Linked DNA regions of Homo sapiens: region 2 is linked to region 1. Evidence: read pairs that join two places in POLR2A ChIA-PET (ENCODE). Cell type or tissue: CD4-positive, alpha-beta T cell. All regions are shown on one strand. Links, peaks and the distances in the headings refer to the core of each region. The heading gives the core; the rest is flanking DNA.

Evidence for each region. ChIA-PET counts read pairs that join two places held together with the same protein. Peaks named below come from ENCODE experiments on the same cell type or tissue, not always from the same donor. Only the 100,000 strongest peaks of a DNase experiment are listed, where the experiment ranks them.
Region 2: POLR2A ChIA-PET joins it to region 1 with 5 read pairs; 3 of 35 experiments call an interaction of 5 or more read pairs at or near these places.

What each region holds. Positions count from the first base shown.
Region 1 is chr12:67,551,784-67,561,123 of GRCh38, forward strand. All of the region lies in intron 2 of LINC02408 (long intergenic non-protein coding RNA 2408), which reads left to right. Among named protein-coding and RNA genes, the nearest start is that of LINC02442, 34 kb to the right of the region's middle. RefSeq lists enhancers at 3,268-3,769, 3,770-4,269. In CD4-positive, alpha-beta T cell, for the core only: no CTCF peak of the experiment used is centred there; a DNase peak (open chromatin) is centred at 3,758.
Region 2 is chr12:67,358,785-67,368,124 of GRCh38, forward strand. No RefSeq gene overlaps it. Among named protein-coding and RNA genes, the nearest start is that of LINC02420, 79 kb to the right of the region's middle. In CD4-positive, alpha-beta T cell, for the core only: no CTCF peak of the experiment used is centred there; no DNase peak of the experiment used is centred there.

The sequences.
Region 1 (9,340 bases), core at 2,324-4,823:
CTGGTTTTCAAAAGAAATGCTTCCAGTTTTTGCCCATTCAGTGTGATATTGGCTGTGGGTTTGTCATAAATAGCTCTTATTATTTTGAGATACGTTCCATCAATACCTAGTTTATTGAGAGATTTTAGCATGAAGGGGTGTTGAATTTTGCTGAAGGCCTTTTCTGCATCTATTGAGATAATCATGTGGTTTTTGTCATTGGTTCTGTTCATGTGATGGATTACATTTGTTGATTTGTGTATATTGAACCAGCCTTGCATCCCAGGGATGAAGCTGACTTGATTGTGGTGGATAAGCTTTTTGATGTGCTGCTGGATTCAGTTTGCCAGTATTTTATTGAGGATTTTTGCATCAATGTCCATCAGGGATATTGGCTGAAATTTTCATTTTTTGTTTTTGTTGTCTCTGCCAGGTTTTGGTATCAGGATGATGTTGGCCTCATAAAATGAATTAGGGAGGATTCCCTCTTTTTCTATTGTTTGAAATAGTTTCAGAAGGTGTGGTACCAATTCCTCTTTGTACCTCTGGTAGAATTTGGCTGTGAATGCATCTTGTCCTGGACTTTTTTGGTTGGTAGGCTATTAATTACTGCCTCAATTTCAGAACTTGTTAGTGGTCCATTCAGGGATTTGACTTCTTCCTGGTTTAGACTTGGGAGGGTGTACGTGTACATTAATTTATCCATTTCTTCTAGATTTTCTAATTTATTTGCATAGAGGTGTTTATAGTATTCTCTGAGGGTAGTTTGTATTTCTTTGGGTCAATGGTGATATCCCCTTTATCATTTTTTATTGTGTCAATTTGATTCTTCTCTCTTTTGTTCTTTATTAGTCTGGCTAGTCGTCTATTTTGTTGATCTTTTCAAAAAACAAGCTCCTGGATTCATTGATTTTTTGAAGGGTTTTTTTTTTTCTCTGTCTCCTTCAATTCTGCTCTGATCTTAATTATTTCTTGTCTTCTGCTAGCTTTTGAATTTGTTTGCTTTTGCTTCTCTAGTTCTTTTCATTGTGATGTTAGGGTGTTGATTTTAGATCTTTCCTGCTTTCTTTTGTGGGCATTTAGTGTTATAAATTTCTCTCTAAACACTGCTTTAAATGTGTCTCAGAGATTCTGGTACATTGTGTCTGTGTTCTCATTGGTTTCAAAGAACATCTTTATTTCTGTCTTCATTTTGTTATTTACCCAGTAGTCATTCAGGAGCAGGTTGTTCAGTTTCCATGTAGTTGTGTGGTTTTAAGTGAGTTTCTTAATCCTGAGGTCTAACTTGATTGCACTGTGATCTGAGAGACTGTTAGGATTTCCGTTCTTTTGCATTTGCTGAGGAGTGTTTTACTTCCAATTATGTGGTCAGTTTTAGAATAAGTGTGATGTGATTCTGAGAAGAATGTATATTCTGTTGATTTGGGGTGGAGAGTTCTGAAGCTGTCTATTAGTTCTGCTTGGTGCAGAGCTGAGTTCAAGTCCTGGATATCCTTGTTAATGTTCTGTCTCATTGATCTGTCTAATATTGACTGTGAGGTGTTAAAGTCTCCCACTATTATTGTGTGGGAATCTAAGTCTCTTTGTAGGTCTCTAAGAACTTGCTTTATGAATCTGGGTGCTCCTGTATTGGATGCATATATATTCAGGATAGTTAGCTCTTCCTGTTGCATTGATCCCTTTACCATTATGTAATGCCCTTCTTTGTCTTTTTTGATCTTTGTTGGTTTAAAGTCTGTTTTATTACAGACTAGGATTGCAACCCCTGCCTTTTTTTTGCTTTCCATTTGCTTGGTAAATATTCCTCCATCCCTTTCTTTTGAGCCTATGTGTGTCTTTGCACGTGAGGTGGGTCTCCTGAATACAGTACACTGATGGGTCTTGATTCTTTATCCAATTAAAAGTCTGTATCTTTTAATTGGGGCATTTAGCCTGTTTACATTTAAGGTTAATATTGTTATGTGTCAATTTGATCCTGTCGTTATGATGCTAGCTGTTTTGCCCGTTAGTTGATGCAGTTTCTTCATAGTGTTGATGGTCTTTACAATGTGGTATGTTTTCGCAGTGGCTGGTACCGGTTGTTTCTTTCCATGTTTAGTGCTTCCTTCAGGAGCTCTTATAAAGCAGGGCGGGTGGTGACAAAATCTCTCAGCATTTGCTTGTCTGGAAAGGATTTTATTTTTCCTTTGCTTATGAAGCTTAGTTTGGCTGGATATGAAATTCTGGGTTGAAAACTCTTTTCTTTATGAATGTTGAATATTGGCCCCCACTCTCTTCCGGCTTGTAGAGTTCTTGCTGAGAGATCTGCTGTTGCTCTGATGGGCTTCCCTTTGTGGGTAACCCAACCTTTCTCTCTGGCTGCACTTAACCTTTTATGCTTCATTTCAAACGTGGTGAATCTGACGATTGTGTGTCTTGGGGTTGTTCTTCTCAAGGAGTGTCTTTGTGGTGTTCTCTGTATTTCCTGAATTTGAATGTTGGCCTGCCTTGCTGGGTTGGGGAAGTTCTCCTGGATAATATCCCGAAGAGTGTTTTCCAACTCAGTTCCATTCTTCCCGTCACTTTCAGTTCCACCAATCATAGACCAAACATAGATTTGGTCTTTTCACATAGTCCCATATTTCTTGAAGGCTTTGTTTGTTTCTTTTCATTTTTTTTCTCTAATCTTGTCTTTTTACTTTCTTTCATTAAGTTGATCTTCAATCTCTGATATCCTTTCTTCTGCTTGATCGATTCGGCTATTGATACTTGTGGATGCTTCACAAAGTTCTTGTGCTGTGTTTTTCAGCTCCATCAGGTCATTTATGTTCTTCTCTAAACTGGTCATTCTAGTCAGCAATTCCTCTAACCTTTCTTCAAGGTTCTTGGCTTCCTTGCATTGAGTTATAACATGCTCCTTTAGCTCAGAGGAGTTTGTTATTACCCATCTTCTGAAGCCTACTTCTGTCAATTCGTCAAACTCATTCTCCATCCAGGTTTGTTCCCTTGTTCGCGAGGAGTTGTGATTCTTTGGAGGAGAAGAGGCATTCTGGTTTTTGGAATTTTCAGCATTTTTGCGCTGGTTTCTCCCCATCTTCATGGATTTATCTACCTTTGGTCTTTGATGTTGGTGACCTTCGGATAGGGCCTCTGAGTGGATGTCCCTTTTGTTGATGTTGATGCTATTCCTTTCTGTTTGTTAGTTTTCCTTCTAACAGTCAGGCCCCTCTGCTGCAGGTCTGCTGGAGTTTGCTGGAGGTCCACTCCAGACCCTGTTTGCCTAGGTATCACCAGCAGAGGCTGCAGAACAGCAAAGATTGCTGCCAGTTCCTTCCTCTGGAAGCTTCATCCCAGAGGGGTGCCTGCCAGGTGCTAGTGAGAGCTCTCCTGTATGAGGTGTCTGTCGGCCCATACTGGGAGGTGTCTCCCAGTCAGGATACATGGGGGCCAGGGAACCACTTGAGGAGTCAGTCTGACCCTTAGCAGAGCTTGAGCGCTGTGCTGGGAGATCTGCTCTCTTCTTAGCCATCAGGCAGGGACGTTTAAGTCTGCTGAAGCTGCACCCACAGCCGCCCCTTCCCCCAGGTACTCTGTCCCAGGGAGATGGGGGTTTTATCTGTAAGTCCCTGACTGGTGCTGCTGCCTTTTTTTCAGAGATGCCCTGCCCAGAGAGGAGGAATCTAGAGAGACAGTCTGGCCACAGTGGCCTTGCTGAGCTGCAATGGGCTCCACCCAGTTTGAACTTCCTGGAGGCTTTGTTTACACTGTGAGGGTAAAACTGCCTGCTCAAGCCTCCTCAGTGGCGGACGCCCCTCCTCCCAGCAAACTCTAGCGTCCTAGGTTGACCTCAGACTGCTGTGCTGGCAGCCAGAATTTCAAGCCAGTGAATCTTAGCTTGCTGGTCTCCATGGGGGTGGGACCCACTGAGCCAGACCGCTTGGCTCCCTGGCTTCAGCCCCCTCTCCAGGGGAAAGAATGATTCTGTCTTGCTGGCATTCCAGGTGGCACTAGGGTATGAAAAAAAAAAAAAAAAAAAAACTCCTGCAGCTAGCTCAGTGTCTGCCCATATGGCGGCCAAGTTTTGTGCTTGAAACCCAGGGCCCTGGTGGCATAGGCCCTGGAAGGAATCTCCTGGTCTGCGGGTTGTGAAGACCATGGGAAAAGCGCAGTATCTGGGCCAGAGTGCACCATTCCTCATGGCAAAGTCCCTCAGGGCTTCCCTTGGCTGGGGGTGGGGGGAATCCCCCTACCCCTTGTGCTTCCCAGATGAGGCAATGCCCCACCCTGCTTTGGCTCGCTCTCCATGGGCTGCACCCACTGTCCAACCAGTCCCAATGAGAAGAACTTGCTACCTCTCTTGGAAATGCAGAAATCACCTGCCTTCTGTATCGATCTCGCTGGGACCTGCAGACCTGAGCTGTTCCTATTCGGCCATGTTGCCAGCAAATATAGAAAAACTTTTGATAAGCTTACTAAGTTCTCTTTTTGCCAATAATATACTTCTTTTCATTTATTCTTTATTTTAATTTGTTTGTTTTTAGAGATTGGGACCCCCTGTGTTACTCAGGCTGGTCTCAAATTCCTGGCCTTAAACGATCCTCCCACCTTGGCCTCCCAGAGTGCTGGAATTGCAGGTGTGAGCCCATCATTTATTCTTTTGAGTTCTCTAGGCATGGGAAAAATAATTTTTCTACTTATTTCCCATTTCTATACTGGATAGTATTTTCTGAAAAGCTGAGTAATACTGGAGATACTGGGTATCCTTGTCATGTTCCCAATGGTAATGAGAATTTTTCTACCATCTCATCATTAGGCATGAGGTTCTTTATGCCTACTTTACTAAGATTTTGTATCTTAAAAAGTCAGGTATGGCTGGGTGCAGTGGCTCATGCCTGTAATCTCAGCACTTTGGGAGGCCGAGGCAGGTGGATCATGAGGTCAGGAGTTCAAGACCAGTGTGGCCATGATGGTGAAACCCCATCTCTACTAAAAATATGAAAATTAGCCAGGCGTGGTGGTGGGTGCCTGTAATACCAGTGAATAGTTTCTACTCAGGAGGCTGAGGCAAAGAATTGCTTGAACCCAGGAGGTGGAGGTTGCAGTAAGCTGAGATTGCGCCACTACACCCCAGCCTGGGCGACAGAGTAAGACTCCATCTCAAAAAACAAAAAAGTCAAGTATATATATCCTTTATGGATATAATTAATTAATTTATTTTTAAGAGACAAGATCTTGCTCTGTCACCCAGGCTGGAGTGCAGTGGTGTAATCACAGCTCATTGCAATCTGGAACTCCCATGCTCAAGAGATTCTCCCACCTCAGCTTCCTGAGTAGCTAGAACTACAGGCATAGGTCACCAGGCCTGTCTAATTTTTTCAATTTTTTGTGAAGACAGGGTCTCACTATGTTGCTCAGGCTGGTTTCAAACTCCTGGCCTCAAGTGATCCTCCTGCCTTGGCCTCCCAGAGTGCTGGGATTATAGGTGTGAGCCACCACACCCAGCCAGGAATAGATTTTTTATCTTGTCAAATGCTTTTATAGCATGTAGGGCCTTGAACTTTTTATTATTTTGTTACTTGACTCATAAACATAAATTATATAAATATATTTATTAACTTTGAACCATTTTTGCATTCTAGAATCTCTTGACTTGGTTATGGTGTAATACTCTTTAATATATTATCCAATTATAGTTGCTAAAATCACACTTAAGATTTTAATGCCAACATTCATAAATGAGCTTGGTCTTTTCTTTTTAGACTCTATTTAGGTCAGATTTATGTATAAATATTATGCTGACTTTGCCGAACAAGCCTTTCTTTTCACAGCCCCTTTTTCCCCCATGCACTCTTGGAAAGTTTAAATAGTATTGAAATTAATTTTTCCTCAAAAGTTTTAAGGATTTCTCTTATGAAACATGGTACTTTTAGGCAATTTAGGATTTTGGTAAGTTTCTCAATTTATCCCATAGTTATCAGTCTGTTTTCTGTCTCTTCATGGTTCAGCTTTGGTGATTTTTTTTTTTCCAAAAAAAATTATTTGTTTTCAGATTTATTTGCTTTCAACGTTGCAAAGACTTTATTAGGAGCCTTCCTATTTCCCATTCCTCAGATTTCTATTGATGGAAGAGAATGTATGAGTATGATATTTCTGACTGCTCTGTCACCCTTGCTGCCTCTCCCCAAGGGAGGGGGAGTGACTTCTCTGGCTGTGAAACTGGGCGCTTAGCTGAACACGAGTGGCTTGGCTTTATCTCTTTCAAAGGAGCTGCTCCTCAGAATTCACATGCTCCCTTTGGTTCAAGGAGACTGGCCTGGCCCTGCAGGGCCTGACTGTGGATTGGACGGTTTTTTATCCAAATTCTCTGGAGTGTTTGGAAGCTCATTGGGTTGCGATTCTAAGCCTTATATTGTAATCAGCTTAACAACAACAGGTCTGACTTTTGATCTTTATTGATTTAATGCCTCACTCTTAGTTCTCCATATTTTCTCGCTTGGGAGGAGGAAAGAGTGGTTTTATTCATTAGGACCTTCAAACCCTTAATATTGATTTTAATAGATGGCTAAGGACTAGAATTTAGGGGATAAAATAATACATAGAAATGGAACCTTCTTAAAGGCCAGCTTGGGTAGTTTGGGACTATGTCAGGACACTAGGTATTTGAGAAGTGGTTTATAATCACTATCGTCCTGTACCTGGTCTTCACCTGGCATGGGCCTCAGTGTGGGGAGAGAGAGAAGGCACCTCTGTAGCTCATTGACACCAAATGCTACACCTTTGCTTTCACCAAAGCAAGCAGCTAGGACAAGGATTAAATGATCAGAAAAGAACCTTTTAGTTTCAGTTAAAGCAGATTGAGATTCAGTGTGCAGATTTTGTAAGTATTGTGGGTGCAATGAATTTCTCTCTGTAACTTTTTATTCTCAGCAAGGACTGCAGAGAGCTAAGTTATATAAGATCTCTCAAACTTAGATGTGCAAACAAATCTCTCGGGGGGTCTTGTTAAAGTGCAGATTTGGATTCTGTAATTCTGGGGTAGAACCCAAGATTTTGCATTTCTAGCAGGTTTCAGGTGATGCTGCTACTGCTGATCTGAGAGATGCACATTATGAGGTGTTAGACTTTGCTTAGCAGACCCCACTTTGATTTCTTCTTATCTTGTTTTGAACAGCATTCAAGGTGAAAGAAGCCATTTTGGACTCATGCAGCTTGTCCTAGGCTTTGGGTTCAGATTAACCTCCGCCATGTGGCCCCCAGTTGGCGCTGCATGTGCTAATCACATAAATTCTGATCTGGCTTCAAATGTCAGTGACCTAGGCTATCTCTTTACTATGCAGAAGTGGTAGATTTCATTAATAAAAAAAATTAAAGGTAGACTGAACTTTTGTCGTATAGCAAATATGTCATCTTCTTGGTTTGAAATGGAGAAACAATTCAGTGAATGTATTTCAAATTTGCAGGCTAAAGCAGGCGATTTTAGAAGGCTTGTGCCTGGAATACTCTGAGAATCATTTTTCCTGGGGAAATCAAGGAGGAACTAGATTAGTATTTAAAAATATGCTTTCCACTACCATTGGTATTTAAAAATATGCATGCCCACTACCATTAAAACAGGGATTATGGGCAAATGAAAGAAAAATTAAGGAAGACAGACTTAAGAAGAGAGTTTCCCTCTGAGAAAAAGTCAGACCTTACAGGATAGACTAGCTACATATATAGAACATATATACACTCATATCCAACTGCTTTTAAATATAGGCTTGCAAAAGGAAAGATATTTTGGTATTTATCTGAATAGAGAGGGGTTGCTAGAGAATAGAGAAATCTAGACAAGAATTAGAAGAAGCACTGCTCAGATACTAAGAGCAAAGAAGGTCCAAGAGTGCTAGCATTATACAAGATTGAGAAAGAAAGGAAGCCCCTTAAGAAGGAGGTTAAGCAGTTAAAAACCTTAGCTAGGCCCTCCTGAAAGGAGAGAACCCCAGCGGGGAAGAACACAGTCCACTGCAGGTAAAGCTGCGGCAGAATGATCATCACTGTAAGCCCAGGAGATTCAGAAGCAGAGGAAAGAAAGGGCCTTCAGGAGATCAGGACGGTTATTAGCCCTCATGAAAGCCCTTAGGGCACAGGCTTCAGACAGCCTCATAGGCACTCCTGCTCGGAAATTGGCTGAGAGATCCTCTAGCAGAAACACATGTGAAGACAAGGAGAAAAACTGTTCCTTGGAGCCAGGTGTCATGGGCTTCAGCAATCACATTCCAAGAGACAGCAGTAGCTGCCACAGTGTTGCTGACAGGTGCTGCTGAGTCTCTGGGATGTGATAGACCCCAGTGGCATGTATCAGGTTCTACTAAGAACTAGTTCTGAGAATGTTATTTTGTTACATTAACTGCTCTAGGGGCTGTGGATTTACTTGAATTGTTTTAAACTTTGGCAGGTGTGAGGCTGGTGCGTCATATTTGAGATCTTTTAGTCCTTTGAACTTTCCACTTTTAATCAAAGAGAAAACAAAATCCCATAAAAGAAAACCAGCACACAGGGAAAATGTTTTGTAACAAATGTGACAAAGGCTAATTTTCTTAATGCAAAAAACCTAAAATGCAGTAGAAAAAAATGGGCAACAAATATGAACAAGCAATTTATAGAAGAGATAATATGAAAGCCTTTTAAGCAAACGAAAACACTCAACCTCAGCTGTAATTTTAAAAATGCAAATTAAAACAAAGTCCTTTTTTACCTACTAGATTGGCAACAAAGTTTTAAATGTGAAAATGCACTGTGCTGAAGATGTGAGAACACAGGCATCTATGCATTTCTGGCAGAGTGTAAATTGAAAAACTTTCTTTGAAGCCGGGTGCAGTGGCTCATGCCTATAATCACAGCACTTTGGGGGGCTGAGGTGGGTGAATCACAAGGTCAGCAGTTCGAGACAAGCCTGGCCAACACAGTGAAACCCCGTGTGTACTAAAACTACAAAAATGGTGGGGCGTGCCTGTAGTCCCAGCTACTCGGGAGGCTGAGGCAGAAGAATCGCTTGAACCCGGGAGGCAGAGGTTGCAGTGAGCCGAGATTGCACCACTACACTCCAGCCTGGGTGACACAGTGAGACTCCATCACAAAAAACAGAAAAAAGAAAAAACCTTCTTTGGCGAGCAACTTATCAATATTAATAAAAATGTTTTAAGCCCATAGTCTTTGACCTAGCGATCCAACTTGTAGAAAATATTTCTACAGAAAAAAATTACATGTATGCACAAAGATACGATGACTGTGTGTCTATGAGAGTGTATTTCCCAAAGCATTGTTTGTAGCCTGAGAGCAATTTCAATATTCATTAACTAGAAAGTGGTTCAATATATTATGATGCATTCATATAATGCAA
Region 2 (9,340 bases), core at 3,004-5,503, 190 kb before region 1:
TGAGATCAAGATTTTGGCAGGATTAGTTCCTTCTGAGGTCTGTGAGGAAGAATCTGTTCTATGCCTCCCTCCCAGCATCTGGGGGTTTGCTGGCAGCCTCTGGCGTTCCGTGGTTTTTGCTGCATCACCCCAACCTCTGCTTTCATCTTCACATTGTCTTCTCCTTGTGTGCATGTCTGACTTCAAATTTCCTCTTTTTATAAGGACTCCAGTCCTGCTGGACTAGAGGCCCACACTACTTCAGGAAGACCTCATCTAATTAGATCTGCAACAACCCTATTACCAAACAAGTTTACATTCTGAAGTAATGGGGATTAGGACTTTTAACACATGAATTTTTGTGGTTATGCAGTTCAACCCCCTACAGTCAACAGGGAAGAGCTCTCCAAGGAAGAAAAGAAAGGCATTTTAGTGGTAGAAGTGTCTCTTGGGGCTCTACAGTCATTCGGTATAAACAGCTGTTGCTCAGCCCTGTGTGAAGTTGGCCTTGTCACGGTAGCTTAGGCTGGGAATGGAGACAGAAAAACTCACATGAATTGTGCTTGTATATCTTGTTACTCATATGATTCTACATTTGAAAGTGGAAATTCAGTCTCCCCCGCAAGAGATGGGGCAGGAGGCTTTTTTTACTTCTTGTTCTTTGACATTAATGTGATCACTCTAGTTTAGGCTTTTGGATCATAGGGCAGGGAATGAAAATTTGGATAGTGTGACAGATTTATGCAATCATCTGTCGTGTCAGAGTTGCATGGAAATTTTAGATACTGAAAAAGTATCATTTGTGTTTTCATCCATCCATCCATCCATCTATTGCTATATGTGGGCACTGTGGTAGCTAATGGCAATGCAATCAGGTGATAGAAAAAATATTTAACCACTCATGATGTCAGGGCCAAAACCAATAACATCAGTAAACAATTGGTATGGCCACCCCAGGGCCAATCCACTAGCTACCAGCCATGTGTACAATACTTAATAACCAGCAATTGTCCTAGGTCTCATGAAGCTGGCAGCTGGCTAATAGAAATAAGATGCATACACATGTGTAATTTAAAGGTTTTTTTTCCCTAGAGTATGGGGTCTCATTTTGTTACCCAGGGGTGCAATGGTATAATCATGGCTTACTGAAATCTCAAATTTCTGGGCTCAAACAGTCCTCTCAGCTCAGCCTCCTGAGGAGCCAAGACTACAGGTGTGCACCACCATGCCTTGCTATTTTTCAAAATTTTTTTTATAGCGATGGGATTTTACTATGTTGCCCAGGCTGGTCTTGAACTTCTGGCCTCAAGTGATCCTCCAGTATTGGCCTCTGAAGTGTTGAGATTACAGGCATGAGCCACTGCACCTGGCCAATTTAAAGTTTTTTAATAGCTATGTTAAAATGTAAGAAGAGACCACTGAAATTAATTTAACAATATATTTTATTTATCCCAATATATCTGTCATTTCAACATGCAATGAATATAAAAATTATTGATGCAATATACCACATTCTTTTTTAATACTAAGTCTTCAAAATCTGGTATGTATTCTAATGCATTTACAGCACATCTTAATGGACAAACCACATTTCCAGGGCTCAATATTCACATGTGGCTGGTGGCTACCATATTGGACAGCACAGGACTAGAGGATAAATGGAGATCAGAGATCTAGCTCTCACTTTCTTAGAAAGAGAAGAGACCTACATAGAATAAATGTCCTTTGAGGGGCATTTGAAAGAGATGTAGTAGATGGATCATGGAGTGAGGGGAGTATATTAAAATATTAAATGAATGTATTTTTCATTTCCTTTTCCAACTTGAAATGTTTTCTTGCAGCCTTTCTGTCAGTGTGAGTCCCAGAAAAGTGGTGAGTATAAACAATGATTTGAGGAGAAGGAAATAATTGGAGTCAAGGCCCTGACAAACAAGATAAAGAAATAAAACAAGATTCTTCTAATATGAAGGAGAAAAGGATAGATAGAAGGGAGGGAGTGAAAGAAGGAGGTGTCAGTGTCCTTGCTTTCTCCTATTCTCTTAGGGTTGAACCATGGTAAGAGGTGAGGTCTAGAAACACGTGTGTAAGCATGAGGGAATGTAATGAAATTGGTAGTAGTGGCCCACTTCCATAAACATATTAGAGGGTACCAGAATACACAACCCCAATATATGCCTCTTTGGCATATGAGTTATTTTGAACTAAAGCCATTGAGAACCGGCAGTTGTAAGGAGAACTCTAAAAACAAGGCACAAGTTTTCTTTTTGTAAAGGAAAAGTTACATTTATAAAGGAAGTTTCCATTTGTAAAAGGTGTCTCCCTCTATCATAGCAGAAAGAGTAGGATTCTTAACAACTCTTATCAGTGGAGAAGGTACATACTTAAATCTTTATAACAAACCTTACTAAAAAACCCTGGGTTACTATACTTTTCCTGGTTACCTTCCCATAACTTGACCACCCAGAAGCTCAAATTTCTTTCCTTTGTTTAGCCTAAGATGTTATACAAGCCCAAGTTCTAACCATCCCTTGGGGTTATTTATCACTGGGTGCTCCCATGTGTACATGCATGTGTTAAACTTATGTTTGTTTTTCTCTTTTTAATATTTTGCAAGACTAATTTATATGGCCCCAGCCAGAAAACCTAAGGTGGGTAAAGAAAAAAGGTTTTCTTCTTCTTTCCTCTACAAGAGCCTGGGGAAGAATGCAAGCGTCTGCATTTAAAATGGCACCATATCTCAAACAGTGAAAGGGCAATGGGGTAGAATGGGATAGAGTGGGGTTCAGAGAGAGAGAGAGAGAAACAGAGATAACAGGAAAGAGAGATGAGCCTGAGGCTCTGGGCAACCACAACCTGCAGGATATCACAGAGCCCCTGAGTGCCCCAGTGAGAGGGTTTGGAGACACTCAGAGGTTGGAGTACCATCAGGGGCTGGGGATTAGAAGAAATAAATGAAGAATTTGAGGACCTGTTAAATGGAAGCAAATGACTGGAATCATAGCCTGTAATAGCGGATGTCAGCTCAGTGTTCCTGAAGGCCAGTGTGATATTGTGATATAGAATATATATTTGGCTTTCACCCCCAGTTCCTGGCACAGAGCTCCTAAAATCCTGGTAATTTCCTGAATGATAGGTGTAATAATAGAAACATCTTTTGTTATAATATTTGGTCTTAGTCCCAGGTCCCTGACACCAAGCTTTGAAGACCCTTGCAATCCCCACAGTGATGACTGTCTTTTGCATGGTAATGAGATGTTTTGTGGCTGGGGCCCCTAGAAAGCTGGGGACTGCTCACCATAAAGACCAAGGCATAATGAGAGGGCTGGAACTTTCAGCCCCACCCCCTGACTTTTGAAGAGGGGAGAGGGGCTGGAGATTAAGTCAATCACCAATGGTCAATGATTTAATCAAGCATGCCCACATAATGAAATTTTCATAAAAACCCTAAATGACAGTGTTTGGAGAGCATTTAGGTTGATGAACACAGTGACGTGCTGGAAGGGTGGTGCACCCAGAGAGAACATGGAAGTTCCGCACTCCTTCCCACATACCTTGCCTAATGCAGTTCTTCCATGCGACTGTTCTTGAGTTGTATCGTTTAGAATAAGCCTGTGAATGTAAGCAGTGTTTTCCTGAGTTCTGTGAGTTTTGCTAGGAGCTGTGAAAAAAAGTTCTCTGAAAAAGGAATTTGGAGGAAAGAGACTTTTTTTTCAGCAAATAGTTTGCAAACTGGCAGAAGCAGCCTTTGGAGTAAAAGGAAGATACCTTCCAGAGAGCAAAGAGAGTGTTTGAGCTTTATAGCAAAATTCCGGCCCAGGTTCCCAATTAGGTCTGTTCATACGAATGAAGGATTGAAACACGCTTAGTTCTGATTGGTTGGCACAGCTAAGTTCCGATTGGTCAATACAGCTGAGCCCTGATTGGTTGACACAGCTGATATTTGATTGGTTGGCTTCCAAGCCCCACACTGGAAGTCTGTCAGATGTTTCTTTCAAACAGCCAGTAGGGGTGTATTGGGCCACAGTTTATCTTGGTACCAAAAACAGGAACTAGTTTGGCTTGATTTTAGAAAGGGAGGTCCTATGGTACTTTTACAATATCTTTCTGAGAACACGGAGTACCTGACTGCTCCCTCACGCTGCCATGCTGCCTGGTTCTGTTTTAACTTTGAGCACCTAAAAATGACCATTTGTCAAAATGGGAACCCCTGATTTATAGCCAGTTGGTCAGAAGCATGGGAGGTCTGAACTTCGGATTGGCATCTAAAATGAGGGTAGCCTTGTCGTGGGGCTGGGCCCTTAACCTATGGAATCTGTTGCTAGCTCCAGGTACATAGTGTCATAATTGAATTGTAGGACACCTAGTTGGTATCCTGAGAGTTAGAGAATTGGTTAGTGTGAGACCTTCCTCCCCTCACCAATGTTTGGTGTTCTGTGGATAGAAACAGATCACAGTAGCTAGAAGACACACAAGAGACCTGAATACATTGTAGAGGGCCAGGCAAAACCATTGCAGGGGAGGAAAAATTGCCTCCTTCTACCTTTCTAGGTTCTTGCTGGTGTAGAAATTAAATTGACATAGGATTAACAGAAGAAAACAATTTTAATTATGTGCATGGGAGTCCCACAAAAGTATGATACCTAAAGAAGTTGTCAGATGATTAAGGTTTATGTGTCACCTGGAACTACAGAAAAGAATAGAGATTTGGGGTTGGGGGACAAGAGTGGAGGCAAATTACAGGAGGCTGGGAGGAAAGGCCAAATTAAGAGGAGATGGCCATGAAAAGCAGGTTAAACAAAAGTAAGATTTGTTATGCCTTCACCATTGATTGAGTCTCGAGATTTAGTTGTCTTTTTCTTTCTGGTGCAGAGAGGGAAACACCATTACAAATGGAAGTTTTCTTTATTGATGTAAATTTCTCTTAAAAAGGGTAACTTTTTAGACATTCTGTGTCTGCAGTTTCTCAGAATAACCAGCTCAAAATAATCAATATGCCAAAAAGGCACATTTTAGGGTGGCATATTCTGATCTCCCGCAGTCATATTTTGGTGTGGTGTGTCCTGAACCCATCATTTGTTCTTCAACATCAGCAAAAACCTGGAGAACTCAACCATTGCTGAGGCTTATTTGCAATGGTCAGCATCCAGTCTGGAAAACAGAACCCATGCCAGGCAGTAGAGGGCATTTATTATGGAAACTAGTTGAAGAGGCATTGGAAAAGTGAAAAGGGGGAAAAGGTGAGGCAACCTCGAGAGTAACAAAAGCAAGAAGACTTCATCACTCCTAGAGCTTCAGTAACTCCCTGTGGGCAAGATGTTCAACCCAGCTACTCTGTATTTCTCTAAAGTACTGGTTATGTAACAAGGAAAAGAGAATGGAGGTATCTGAGGAATAAAGACTCACTGATAAAATGAATGAGAATGAATGTAAGATTTGACCTTACATTAAGTCAGGAGTGGTAAAGCAGCCAGGGGCAAAACTTTGAGAACAGCAGCCAAGGGGGAATGGTCTTGGAGAGGCCTGGGACTGTTCTGGCCAGGTGAGGTGGTCTCCACCCACAGGGAGGTGAGGATTTGGACTCAGAGCTCTTGGCTTATCTCAAGTGTGAAAGAGAACCAGCTGTGTTTATTTACATTTCTAGGAGAAGAAGCTATCTGGGAGGCCATTCTTGACATGCAAACCACCTGGGGGGTCTGGCACCAGCATTTCTGGTGGCACTATTGATGTTGGCAGTTCTAATTACTCCAAAACACTTTTTCCCAGAGAGCATCAGTGAGGCCATAATTAAGGCAGGGTGTGAAGAGGCTTTGAGGAAAAATTCTCACTGTGCTTCAGTGGAGTTAATGCTTATTTTCTGCAAGTGATATTTCAAGAAGATAAGAACAGGTTCTAGTTTCCCCTAATATCCTCACCTAACTTCATCTAAAGAGACAGGTCTCAGCCAAGGTCTGCTGGTACTTTTGGGGGAAGTGTTCCCATCGTTTCCATCATTCTCTGCTTTGAGCTATAAGAAATGAAAGGAAAAAAATCATTTGAGACAAGATAAACAAAAAGAAATGATAGCTTTGTAAATGGTAATATATACTCCTACAGCATTGGTGTGAAAATACTATTTCCTGCACTATCAAAGCCAAGGTCAGGGATTTTATTTTAGGCAAAATTGTAAATGACGATTCAGAAGTCATTTAGTTAATAGAGGTACCCCTTGCCCTATTTACACTTTTCCCGTCCTCATTAACTTCTCCACCACTGTTGCTACCATCATAATTTATTTGGGGGGTATTGTGTGCTAGGATTTGTAAAACTGGTTGACTTTCTTGCTTATTAACATTTTTTATAAAAATATTTGAGGTAAGATAGGTTGAAAAAGATGACAAACAGTAAAATCCAGGGATTATTTGTGGATTTCACCATTCTGGGCCTATCCTATTCTTTTTAATCATCTATAAGCATTTATGATTATAATGCAAGGAATTCTTCATTTCTGGAAGTTATTATTTTTATCTTTTCTGGAAGTGAAATTACTTTTGGAATTCAGTAATTTCTTATCTGAAGAAAAATGTTCTCTTATCACAAATTCCCACTTTAGGACAAAAATGCTATTGAAGTTACAGTATTTAAATTTTTCTGTGGGATGAAACTTTGATTTTCATACTTTCAACTGGCATTTCTTATACAGTTGTGGTGCTGGGGGAGAAAAACATACAGCCAATGGGTCTCCAGAAGAAAAGGTCCCTAGAGTATTAACCCCTTCCTTCCACAGAGGAAGCCATACTCACGAGTGCACTTTGCTCATTGGGTAGTCAAAGCCCCATGAGCAGCCTAAATGCTATAATTTAGGAGGTCCCAGTCCTAACCTGTCCTTGTCCCCAGATGCCTCTCCCATGCAAAAAAAGTCTTCTGTTCGATGGCTGCCTGAAATTCTGCCCATTTGTTCTTTGTTTGAATTATCATCCTGGGCTTCTTTTTAAAATGCACATATTTCTGGGTGGGTTAGACAGTCATTGCCAGATAAGAATTGATTTTCAACCAGATTGCTTTCTGGGGACTCTAAGGCTTCTTGGAGGTTATAATGCGAGACAACACAGGGCAGCATTTCTGGAGCGTCTTTGAGGGGGCCAGAGAGAAAAGTGCCAAGCTGTGTACAAGGAGCATGCAATAGCAAAGAAGGCACCAGGGCCAATTTGGCTTATTGGAAATTTTGCCCAGAACATATCCTGTTGTTGACTGAACCATAACTACTACTAGAAATAATATTCCTCATTTGCAGAACTAGTAAAAACATCTTTGGAACTGTATTTCCAATTAAATGAATGACTATTTATTAAGCCATTATCATATACGGGATATTGAGTAAGGTAGTGTTGGTATTTACTGAGCATCTATTTATTACATGATATAAGTTTTGCATACATTATTTTACTTAATCTCCTCATCAACCCATTTTGCAGGCGATGAAACCTAAAGCAAGAGAAGTCAAGTTACTAGGTAGGGAGTGACAGACCTAGAATTCAAGTCTAGTTCTAGCCTTGTATTTTTAGAAACCATGTTTCTGAGCTTTTAATCAGGTCTGTGTGAAACTGCCTTTGCAAAAATTATGAAAGAGAAAAACCTGATTTAGGAAAATTATGACAATAAAAGAAATCTGACCTAACTGATTTCCTCTTGCTTTTAACCCTAAGCTGCCCTTGTTCATTCCTGGGAGTAGGCTAACTATGGGAAGAATTTAGTTATAGTTCAATTTAGAAACAAAGGATACAAACTCCTTCCTTGTTTGTACATCAGACTGCCTTTGTAAAACTAACCAATTAGCCACAAGATTAGAAATTATGACTCGGGAGTCATGCAGCCAGAGGCCACAAGATTCCTAACCTCCCAGCTGGATAACATCACTATTGTAAAATCTAAGATTGGTGTTCGAGGTATTTTTCAGATCCTGCATTCTGACGGACCAGCTGGTGCCACTTAGACCAATAAATTGCTTCATCTGGTCTTGTGGGCCCCACCCAGAAATTGACTCAGGACAAGAAGACAGCTTCGACCCCCCACTGCGTGATTTCATCCCTGACCCAACCAATCAGCATTCCCCATTTCCTAGGCCTCTGCCTGCCAAGCTATCATTAAAAATCCCTAGCGTCCAAATTTTCAGGGAGCTGATTTGAGTGATAATAACCTCCTGTCCTCTTGCTTAGCTGGCTCTGCATTTATTAAACACTCTGTTGCAAAAACCCACTGTCCTTGGTGCATTGGCTCTTCTGAGCAGTTGGCAAGATGAACCTTGGGTGATTACATATGTGTCTAGAAGAGAGCTAATATATTGTGGTGGGATCATCTTTCTGCAGAGCACATAACACTTTTTAAAAAGCACTGAGTAATTACATGATGGGGAAATACCATAGACAATCTAGTGCCAGGTCTTGTGTGTCTCCCTTGGGTAAAATTATCTTCTATAATAAGGTCATGTTAATTTTTTAGATGCAAATAACATGTACATAGGATATGAGACATTGCAGAACTCACAGCTGAGGTACACATGTGCTGCTAGTTAAAAACATTGAGAGACGGCCGGGTGCGATGGCTCACACTTGTAATCCCAGCACTTTGGGAGGCTGAGGCGGGCAGATCGCCTGAGGTCAGGAGTTCGAGACCAGCCTGGTCAACATGGTGAAACCTTGTCTTTACTAAAAATACAAAAATTAGAGAGGTGTGGTGGCAGGCGCCTATAATCCCAGCTACTCGGGAGGCTGAGGCAGGAAAGTTGCTTGAACCCGGGAGGCAGAGGTTGCAGTGAGCCGAGATCAAGCCACTGCACTCCAGCCTGGGCGACAGAGTGAGACTCCATCTCAAAACAAAACAAAATTTTGAGAGACATTTTGTTAAAATATTGAAGAACATATTTTTACAAGCAAATATATTTAATGAAGCCATAATTCCATTAAGTGGAATATGAAGAACCCATGTTTCAGAACAAGCCTGACAGAAGACTAATACTTTCATATAATTGAAGTATTTTTTAAAAACTTTTCAAGGATAATTTTAGCATTCCAGTGCACAGTAGAAATAACCTTATTCCCTGCTAATTGGAATGTATAATTCTGAAAGAGGCATTGATCATCTCAATTAGAAATAAGGTTTATGATGTTGAGATAATGGCCTTTGGTTTAATAATTTGCAGCAAGTTAATTTAGAATGGGAAACAGAAACCTGACCCAAGACTGTTTCTCTTGCTTCTGGTTCAGGTCTTTCAGCCCACATGGCTTACTCATCTTTCAAGTGCAAGGCAGCTCTGCGTGGAGGATGGTAAGACTTTGGGCCAGCCCAAGGCATGACTGAAGGAAGGAGGTAGTGGTCACATTGCTGA